2 separate regions of the Homo sapiens genome follow, and region 2 is linked to region 1. Evidence: read pairs that join two places in POLR2A ChIA-PET (ENCODE). Cell type or tissue: IMR-90. All regions are shown on one strand. Each heading gives the region's core, and the rest is flanking DNA. Links, peaks and the distances in the headings are about the cores only. Region 1 has its middle 43 kb from the start of LINC03141. Region 2 has its middle 19 kb from the start of CRACR2A.

What was found. ChIA-PET counts read pairs that join two places held together with the same protein. Peaks named below come from ENCODE experiments on the same cell type or tissue, not always from the same donor. Only the 100,000 strongest peaks of a DNase experiment are listed, where the experiment ranks them.
Region 2: POLR2A ChIA-PET joins it to region 1 with 5 read pairs; 2 of 35 experiments call an interaction of 5 or more read pairs at or near these places.

Annotation. Positions count from the first base shown.
Region 1 is chr12:3,966,639-3,972,022 of GRCh38, forward strand. No RefSeq gene overlaps it. Among named protein-coding and RNA genes, the nearest start is that of LINC03141, 43 kb to the right of the region's middle. In IMR-90, for the core only: no CTCF peak of the experiment used is centred there; no DNase peak of the experiment used is centred there.
Region 2 is chr12:3,768,981-3,774,364 of GRCh38, forward strand. No RefSeq gene overlaps it. Among named protein-coding and RNA genes, the nearest start is that of CRACR2A, 19 kb to the left of the region's middle. In IMR-90, for the core only: no CTCF peak of the experiment used is centred there; a DNase peak (open chromatin) is centred at 2,121.

The sequences.
Region 1 (5,384 bases), core at 222-5,221:
AAGTTTAGCAACTTACTCTACAGAAATATTTCCAGCGACAGCATCATCCATCAATCCCTGTCTGTGCAGAGTAGGAATGCACACATGTTCTTTTCCTGTCTTCACTGACTCCCGGGCAGAGCAAACTCAAAATATTCATGTTCACCTAACTCCCAGCTGCTCTATTGGTAGCAGTACCCCTTTCCATTTTTTATGACACTTTACATTATCCTCATTGATCCTCACAACAAGCTCTGTGAGGTGGGGGCTATTATCATCCCATCTTACCTATAAGAAAATTGCAGTTCAGAAAGGTGAAGTAACTTGTCCAAGGTCATCCTGTTCATAAATGGCAGACCTGGGACCTGAGCCCAAAGGGTCTGACTACAGAGATTGTGTTCTTATCACAATCTCGTACCATCTTTCCAGATGTGTGTGCACGTACCTGTGTATGGGTGTGTACACCCAAGTGCAAGGCTTGCGGTGGGAGAACAGGGAGTATAATTTCTTTCTAGGCCGGGCGCGGTGGCTCACGCCTGTAATCCCAGCACTTTGGGAGGCTGAGGTGGGCAGATCATGAGGTCAGGAGATTGAGACCATCCTGGCTAACACGGTGAAACCCCATCTCTACTAAAAATACAAAAAAAAAAAAAAATTAGTGGCGGGCTCCTGTAATCCCAGCTGCTCGGGAGGCTGGGGCAGGAGAATGGTATGAACCCGGGAGACAGAGCTTGCAGTGAGCCGAGATCGTGCCACTGCACTCCAGCCTGGGCAACAGAGGAGACTCTGTCTCAAAAGAAAAAAAAAATTATTTCTGACCACTCAAACACTTTGAGGGAAAAGTCAACATCTAAGAGGTATTGTATTGCTCTTGCTTATCAACATAATAACCATTTTTATTAATGCTCGTGTTTATAAAATACTCATTATTTTTGAATTTTTTTTTTATTCCAGAAATGAAGACTGGAGAAGCAATGGGACACACAGGCAATGGGGCTAGGCATTGGTTGTCCCCATTCATTCATGCAGCAAATGGCCATTGCGTCCCCTTCCTGTGCTAAACCTGTGCAGGTGCTGCCGGACTTCCTGGACATAAGACCCTGTCCGGGCACTCACCACCATCATGCTTGAGGCCCTGCCCTGGTGTCAGTCTTTCCACGATGCTGACTGGCAGTGTGTCGGGACAGTCCCCAGGCAGGCCTCCCGGATACCTGTCTAGATTATCTCTGTGGTGGATGTAGCCTTTGCCCCAGCATTCACCAGTGACAAGAGAAGAATGTACTTTCATTCTTCCCAGGCTCTACCTGGGTGTGGTGGATGCTGCTGTCACTAGAAGGCTACTGTAAATAAAGCCTGCTTAATCTCCTTAGCCGGATGGCTGTGTCAGCCGGGTTGGAGCCGCCAGAAAAGCAGCCCATGCTTTAGATTCCCCAAATTGTTAGAGGCCGTGGGTGAGCCACAGCAGATCCCCCTGCACGGAAAAGCCTGCATTGGCTTGCCTGCTGATCAGGGTGTGCTCTGTGGGGCTTCTTCACCAACACAGAGAGTCTGAGCAAATTCCCAGGACACCAGGTGAGTGGGCAGCTTCCAGTGTTATGGCATCCACATTCTTCAATCCACTTATTCCTGGATGGGACTGTCCCTTAGAAGAAAATGGGTCCAAATATTTGCAATTGGGCCCCAGGAAAATGCAAGACTTAATGTTACCACCAACCTAGATCTCCTACGAGTTTACTGTTTAATGTTGATTAATTGCCCATTTTATCAAGCATCCCGTAGTTTCCATATATAGCGACTATCCTATGCATATCAGTTAGCCATACCACAATGGTGCTATGAGAACAGCCACCCCAACATTCAACAGCATACAACTATAAGCATTTCCTCCTAGCTCAGGTATCAACCAGTGGGTCATCCAGGGGTTGGCTGACCCAGGGTAGGCTCAGCTGGGCTTGGCTGCAAGCTATGGATTGGTTTCTGGTCTGCTCTATGTCTCATCCTGCTGGGGCTACAGGCTTCCCAGGGAAAATTCATCCCAGAGCAAAGGATGGGTGCACAAGAGGGCAAGACCCGCCAGCTGAGCATATTGAAAATTTTGCTCTTGTCCTTTCTTCTCACAGATTGTTGTCCAAAGAAAGTCCTATGCCAGACCCAAAGCCCAGGGCAGGGCAGTACACGCTGCCCACCAGCAGGCCATGGCAAAGGTGTTTATGCACATCACTGTGGGAGACTGAAGAACGGGTACCAGGGATCAATCGGCCACCATGTAAAGTCTGAGAGAAAGATGCCCCAGCTATTCTTAAGACTTTCAAAATAGGCTTCCAGTTCATTAAAAAGGTGTCATGATATTCTTTTCAAAATTCTTCCAAATTCCTTTCATTTCAAATGCAAATAAATTTGGCTGTGCAATATTTTCAGAAAAGAGAAGGGAGGAGATGGCACACATTGCAAAATCAAAAAGGCAGGGTCACCCAGCTTCGAAGGGAAAGCAGGACATGTGAATGGAGAGCTGTGTTTTAGTCATGCTACAAAGGCAAGTCTTTGAGACTAAGCTCAAGCTCATTTCTAAATCTCCTGGTCTCATCTTGAGTAAGTAAAACCATAGTTAGGGCAGGTTGCTAGCTCCCTTCCTCCCACCCACCTTTCCCCCATGGCCCGACTTCATCTATAAGATTATTCAGGGACTTTTCAAGTCACTTGATATCAAGAAGTGAAGCAGCTTGCATTCTTTCCTTGCGTGGTACTGTTATTAAAAGTTTAGTGCCGGCTGGTGCAGTGACTCACGTCTGTAATCCCAGCACTTTGGGAGGCCGAGGCAGGCAGATCGGAGGTCAAGAGATTGAGACCCATTTCTGGCCAACATGGTGAAACCCTGTATCTATTAAAAATACAAAAGTTAGCTGGGTGTTGTGGCAGGTGCCTGTAATCCCAGCTACTCAGGAGGCTAAGGCAAGAGAATGGCTTGAACCCGGGAGGTGGAAGTTGCAGTAAACCGAGATCACACCACTGCACTCCAGCCTGGCCACAGAGCGAGACTCCGTCTCAAAAAGAAAAAAAAAAGTGTAGTGCCCTGTGTTCTGTGTTTGAACTAGCTCTCTGTCTGTCAAATTGGACTAACTTCAGTCCAGGGGAATGTCAGGTAAACAGAGGAAAGCAATGGCAGTGTACTCATAATAAAATAAAGAAACAAAAGGTGAAAAAGGCACATTGGAATTCTTGAGGAAGGACCCCATTTTTTTTTTTTTTTTTTTTTTTTGAGACGGAGTCTCACTCTGTCGCCAGGCTGGAGTGCAGTGGCGCGATCTTGGCTTACTGCAAGCTCTACCTCCCAGGTTCAAGCGATTCTACTGCCTCAGCCTCCTGAGTACCTGGGACTACAGGTGCCCGCCACCACGCCCAGCTAATTTTTGTATTTTTAGTAGAGATGGGGTTTCACCGTGTTTGCCAGGATGGTCTTGATCTCTTGACCTCGTGATCCGCCCACCTTGGCCTCCCAAAGTGCTGGGAGTACAGGTGTGAGCCACCGCGCCCGGCCAGGACCCCATTCTTGTCAGGGAATGCATTCTCTTTTTAAGACTGTTTTGCCATTGTCAGTGGTAATTAATCTCAATTATTCTTTTTAAAAATATCTTATGAGGAACATGCACAGTAATTATGCATTTGTAAAAGTCCAGAAGGAGAAGCACTGAAAACGGTAAGGGTATTATTTCTGTGTCATGGAATCATAATGCGGTTTTCTTTTTTATTCTATTTTTACATTCTGTTTTTTTCTCTACTGATCATGTGTTAATTATATAATTTCTTAAAAGCTTAAAAAAAGGAAAAGGGACAAATTTAAATTTTGTCTTTTCTGGAAACGGCCGGTAAAGGGGAAAGTGTGTTTATGATATGCCACAAACATATTCTGCAGACACTGGTTCTCCATGGGGTGAATGATATCTATGCTAGTGGCAACGGGATCCATGATAAATAAACTTGGAAAGAATTGCCTTAGACAAAATTATAACTTAAAAAACACATACAACTGGGAGAGTTATTAGAGTTAATATCCTAAAAAGAGGGTAAATAGCATTCCCAAACACAGGGACCACCGATTCCTTTTTTCAAGAAGGAGAACTCTAGACTAGTGTTCCTTGGGAATTGCTGTTCTAGGCCATGAGTGCCAAGGCAAAAATTCTGCTGAAATAAACCCAAGTAAGTGAGGTAGGCGAACTGGGCTGTTGCCAGCCAGGATACCTAAGGAAGTCTGCATTGCCTCTTCCGGCTTTGTGGATCCCCCACAACCTCTCCCATCTTCTTCATCCTGTGTACTCTCCCCTCTGTCCTCACAAAGCTGTGGGAAGCAAGCTGGCAATAGCTGGACTTGTGCAGAATCCTCCCTCTAAGCTAGACGCTGCTCACCTGATATGAGCTGAATAGCATCCCCCAAAATTCGTATGTTGAAGTCCTGACTCCCAATGTGATTGTATTTGGAGATGGGACCTTTGAGAGATGATTAGGTTTAGATGAGGTCATGAAGGTGGGGCCTCAGGATAGGATTAGTGCCCTTAAAGGAAGAGACACCAGCGAGCTTTCTCCTTCTCTCCACCCTTCATGTGAGGATACAATGAGGAGTTGGCTGCCTGTAACCCAAGGAGAGAAGCCTCACCAGACCCTGACACTGCTGGCACCTTGATCTTGGACTTCTAGGCTCCAAAACTGTGAGAAATAAACGTCTGTTGTATAAGCCACCCAATCAATGGTATTTTATTGTGGTAGCCCCAGCTAACCAACACATCATCTATGTTCTCGGCAGCCTGCGCTGTCCTTTTGCGTAATGCACAGCATATCATTCATCCATTCAGTCTGTCATTCTTTCAAAGGATGTGTGCCTTATATGAGTCAGGCCAGGGACAAAGTGGTGAGAAAAAAAAAACACTGTCTAGAAAATTTATAAAAGACAATGAATCAATAAGATTAGTCATGAGTAGATAGTTGTTAAAACTGGGCAATGGACACATGGAGTTATTTTTACTATTTACCCTACTTTTGCAAATGTTTGAAAATTTCCATAATAAATGGTTTTTTTTTTTTTTAAAGTAAATACAAGAATCACACAACTAAATGCACCATTACAACTTTGGCACGTATTCTGCGGAAGAGATCGATGGTGCCGTAAGGTTACATAATGGGGAGAATCACTGTAAGGGATGGTGTGCTCAGATGATGCAATGAATGAGCTGATTTTTATTTTTATTTTTTATTTTTTGAGATGGAGTCTCGCTCTGTCACCAGGCTGGAGTGCAGTGGTGTGATCTTGGCTCACTGCAACCTCTGACTCCCTGGTTCAAGCGATTCTCCTGCCTCAGCCTCCCAAGTAGCTGGGATTACAGGCACAAGCCACCACTCCCAGATAATTTTTGTAT
Region 2 (5,384 bases), core at 94-5,093, 200 kb before region 1:
CTACCATACTTGACACGTATGCGTCTAACAAGAGAGAGTCAAAATGTGTGAGGCAAAAACTGATGGAACTGCAAGGAGAAACAGACAAATCCACTAACATAGCTGGAGATTTCAACATCCTCTTTCAGTGACTGACTGATAGATTCAGCAGGCAGAAAATCAATAAGCATAGAGTTGAACCGGATAGCAGCACTAAACAACTGGATCTAATAGAGATTTATAGAATGTTTCATCCAACAAAAGTAAAGTACACATTCCTATCAAGCTCACATGAACATTCAACAAGATAGACCACATTCCAGGCCATTAAGCAAACCTTAACAAATTTAGAAGAATAGAAATCATTCAAAGTATGTTCTCACCACAATGGAGTTAAATGAGGAATCAATAACATAAGACAGCTAGAAAATCTCAAAATATGTTTCTAAAAAATACATGGGCCAAAGAAGTTCAATAGAAATTTAAAAATAGTGTGAACTAAGTGAAAATTAAATAAAACATAAAAATTTGTGGGAGGCAGTGAAACTAGTGCTTAGAGAGAAATTTATAGCATTGAATGAATGTATTAGAAAAGGAGAAGATCTAAAACCAACAACCTAAGTTTCCACTATAGGAAACTAGAAAAAGAAAAAGAATAGCAAACTAAGTCCAAACTGAGATCTTTATAAATGAAGATGAAATGTTTCTGGACTGGAAGATGCAACATTGTTAAGATATCACTTCTCCTTAAATTGATCCATAGAATCAACATAGTAGAATCCCATCAGGATTTCTGGTAGAAATTGACAAGTTGATCCTAAAATTTATACGAAAATGCAAAAGACCTAGAATAGCCAAGACAATTTTATAAAAGGCGAAAAAAGTTGGATGATTTGCAATGCCCAAAACTTATTCTGTAATAAAGGCAATGTGGTATTGGCATAAAGACAAGCATACAGATTTTTTAAATGGAATTTAGAATCCAGAAACAAAAGCTTACATTTATGGTCCATTGATTTTTAATGAAGGACAAGACAATTCGATTTGGAAAGGATAGTCTGTTCCACAGTAGGGGCTTGGGTAGGGATATCTATATGAAATAAAATGAACTTAGACCCTTCTCTTACATTCTCCTTAAACTCAAAGGGGTCACAGTCTTAAGTAGAAGAGCTACAACTATAAAACTTTTAAATGAAAATATAGGAGAAAAATATTTTTGAGAAATCTTCTGCAAATCTTTATGACTCCAGAAGGATCCATAAAAGAAACAATTGGTAAATTGCACCTTATTAAATTTAAAAACCTTTGTGCTTCAAAAAATAACCCTAATAAAATTAAAAGACCAGCACAAACTGGGATGAAATATTTGCAAAACATATATCTAATAAAGGTCTAGTATCCAGAATATAAAAGGTAGCTTTACAATTCAGTAATTATAGTAATTTTAATTACAACTGATTAAAAAATGATAGAAGACTTGAATAAATATTTCACCAAAGAAGACATATTAATAGCAAATAAACACATGAAAAGGCACCCAGCATCATTAGTCATAAGGAAATGCAAACTAAAATCATAATGTGGGTTGGGCGCGGTGGCTCACGCCTGTAATCCCAGCACTTTGGGAGGTCAAGGCAGGTGGATCATGAGGTCAGGAGATCGAGACCATCCTGGCTAACATGGTGAAACCCCGTCTCTACTAAAAATACAAAAAATTAGCCGGGTGTGGTGGCAGGTGCCTGTAGTCCCAGCTACTCGGGAGGCTAAGGCAGGAGAATGGCATGAGCCCGGGAGGCGGAGCTTGCAGTGAGCTGAGATCGCACCACTGCACTCCAGCCTGGGGGACAGAACGAGACTCTATCTCAAAAAAAAAAACATAATGTGATACTCTTATATGCTCAGTAGAGTGCTATATTCAAAGACAGGTAATACTAAGTATTAGTGAGGGTGTGGAGAAACTGGAATGCTTGCATGTTCCTGGAAGAAATGAAAATGGTACAGCTACTTTGGAAAATTCTTTGGTTCTTTCTTAAGTTAAACAAAAACTTACCCAAGACTCAGTGGCTTCACTCTGAGGAATCTATCCAAGAGAAATGAAAACATCTCCATACAATGACTCATAATTGAATGTGCATAGCAGCATTATTTGTACTAGCCAAAACCTGGAAAAAATCCAAATGTCTACCAGTTGGTGAGTGGATAAACCCAATATGGTATACTCATTCAATGGAATACTACTCAGCAATACGAAGGAGTAAAATACTGGTACATATTACAACATGAATGAACCTAATAAAAAGTATGCCTAAAAAAGACAGATGTAGGCCAGGCGCAGTGGCTCACGCCTGTAATCTCAGCACTTTGGGAGGCTGAGGCAGGCGGATCACGAGGTCATGAGATCAAGACCATCCTGGCTAACACGGTGAACCCAGTCTCTACTAAAAAAAAATACCAAAAAATTAGCCAGGCGTGGTGGCGGGCGCCTGCAGTCCCAGCTACTCTGGAGGCTGAGGCAGGAGAATGGTGTAAATCCAGGAGGTGGGGCTTGCAGTGAGCCGAGATCGTGCCACTGCACTGCAGCCTGGGCGACAGAGCGAAACTCTGTCTCAAAAAAAAAAAAGGAAGAGAGATGCAAAGAGTATATATTAGATGATTTCGTTTATAGTAAGTGTCCAGAAGAGGCAAATTATAGAGACAGAAAGCAGATTAATGATTATCCTGGGGAGGTGGGGTAGAAGTTGGTTTGGGCTGCAAATGAGCTTAATAAAATGTTTAGGATTATGACAATGTAATAAAACTGGATTGTGATGATGGTCATACAACTCTATACCTTTATTAAAAATCATTAAGTTGTATACTTGCAATGGGTATAAGGTATATAAATGACACCTCAAAAAGGCTGTGAAAACAAAAAAAAACACACAAAAACAAGACAAAACAAAGCAACCTGACTCTCAATACTGACTCAGCAATGGAGGTGTGAACTCTGGACATGCAATGACCAGCTCCTCAACTGTGTAGGTGACATCTTGTTGTGACATAAATTTTCTCTCCTTCCTTCTGACCTACACTGATTGCATGTAGCCCCAGTCAAAGCCAACCCTGCTCGGGCCATGCCCTGTCTAGCTATCCAATGTCCCTGTGCACTCTCAGAGTTTGCTGCCAGGATCTCTGGGACAGTGTGCCAGGTTTCCAGCCACCTGCTCAGTACTTTTCAGCATCACTAAAATGGAGTTATTTTTGATACCAGTAATGGCAGAAATCCAACTAAAATGAATTTTTATCTACAATCTTGGCCTTTACCAAAAAAGAACTGAAACACTGCACACACATATTGCTATCCCCATTTTCCCAGCATATAGTACCTGAGGAGAGAATTCTGGATGACACTTTCTGCCCTACCAAGAATACCTACCAAAATTCTAAAACATATTTGCTGTCTGTCCCCTAGGCATGAGTGTGTGTGTTTTGAGAAAGCTAGGTGGAGGATGAGGGGTGAAGATGTAGTAATTTGGTGTTTGAGCTATTGAGTTTAATTGAGTGATACATCTGTGCAGAAACGGAATGTTGACGTCATCACTTCCTCTGCCAACTTTGTTTGCTGTTTTTGTTTTTTTAAACGAAATAGATTTCTTTGGGGCTGCAGCTGGCTGCCTCCAAAGAGGGATCAAACCAGCTCACTTCCTGCTCATGCTCTTCTCTTTTACTCGGGACCCAGTCACCAGCTGAGTTTTTCAGGATTCTAAAATTCCTTAACTACTCATTTCATGTTTCCTTAACTACTCATTATGTGATTCTCATTCATTTCCCAACAGATGTTTGTTGAGCTCCTATTAAGTGCAAAAGGCTGTCTTAGAGGCTGTGGGGGATACAGAGATTAAAAAGAATGACCCTGTCCTCAGAGAGTTTACAGTCTAACTAAAGCAGGAGGTAGGGAAGGTGAGTATACAATAACTAAGCTATAAGGTAAGGTGATAACAGACAGACAAACTGAGATATCAGAGTTTCGAGGAAGGAGAGAGGCCTTTTAGCTAGAACGATCAGGAAAGCCTTTCTGGAGAAGGCGTGATTTGAATCAGATCTTAGGGATGGATATAATTTTGATTGACAGATTGCAGGAATGTGAGAAATATAGATGGAAGGAAATAACATGTGCCTGGAGAAAGAAGTTTTTAGAAATGGAAACGCACAAGGTGAATTTGAGAGAAAAATAATATTATTTTGCTAAAATACAGAAATTGGATTGAGAAGCAGAAGCAGATAAGTCTATAAATACATGCTGGAGTAAATTATGTAGACACTGAATGCCAGTTATAACTTGGACTTATCTCCAGACAGCCAGTGTTAACCTTTCCTTGACTCAAAAGGCATTTAAATAATAGGGACACAGACTCAGGCTCTATCTTGGCAAGATCCATAAGTTACACATGGAGAACCTTCCAGTGTGATCACAAGAATATAAATGGTTGTACTGCATGACCTTTGGGCCCCATTCTGTCCTGAGACTAAAGTTTAGGGGCTGTGAACAGAAAATGAACTCTCTCTTTTGGTGTCCTGGGTGGCCAGAGCTATGTATGGGTTATGGGGGAAAGATCTGTCCACCTGCAGAGGTGCCAAGGGCGTGCCTTGCTTAGAAGGCAGTTTCTTTGGAAGCTTAGAGAATGAGGACAGCTTTTTGTACAATGCATGGTCCCTTCAGATGGGTGGTTCTGCTTAGTGTTTTAAATACTGGGTGGGCTGGTTCTGCTGTTAGCACAACGATAGACAAACAGGGGGTGTGCACCTGTGCTGCATTAGGATCTGTCTCATCACTGCTTACTCCGCTGTATAGACAAAGATTCTTAAGTAATACCCCATGAAGGAACAATGAAGCCCCCGGCAGACTGTCGGAAGACCTTGAGAAGGCTGACAAATATGCAAAATCTTTATCAGCTTTTCCTTCCCTAGACTACTTGGGCTGGCTGGTGCAATGAATACAAACACCCACTTGGGCCAAAAGTCCTTCAATGGAAGCAGAAAAGAAAAGAAGAGAGAGGTGTGTATTTCAGAAAGAAGAACACAGAGATGGGGATAAATATAATCAGTCAGACTTAAGACTGTCATTAAAAAAAAACAGACATATTTTGCTAAATGCAGTCATTTCTCCATAAATCCAAAGGCAGCAGTTGGAACAGCTCTGCAATGGAAAAGGATGAGGTTTGGTGCTGCCTGTGATAGTCAGAAATGTCAAATGAACTGGGCCGGGCACGGTGGCTCACGCCCGTAATCCCAGCACTTTGGGAGGCCGTGGCAGGCGGATCTCGAGGTCAGAGATCGAGACCATCCTGGCTAACACAGTGAAACCCCATCTCTACTAAAAATACACACAAAAAAAAAACTTAGCTGGGCATGGTGGCGGGCACCTG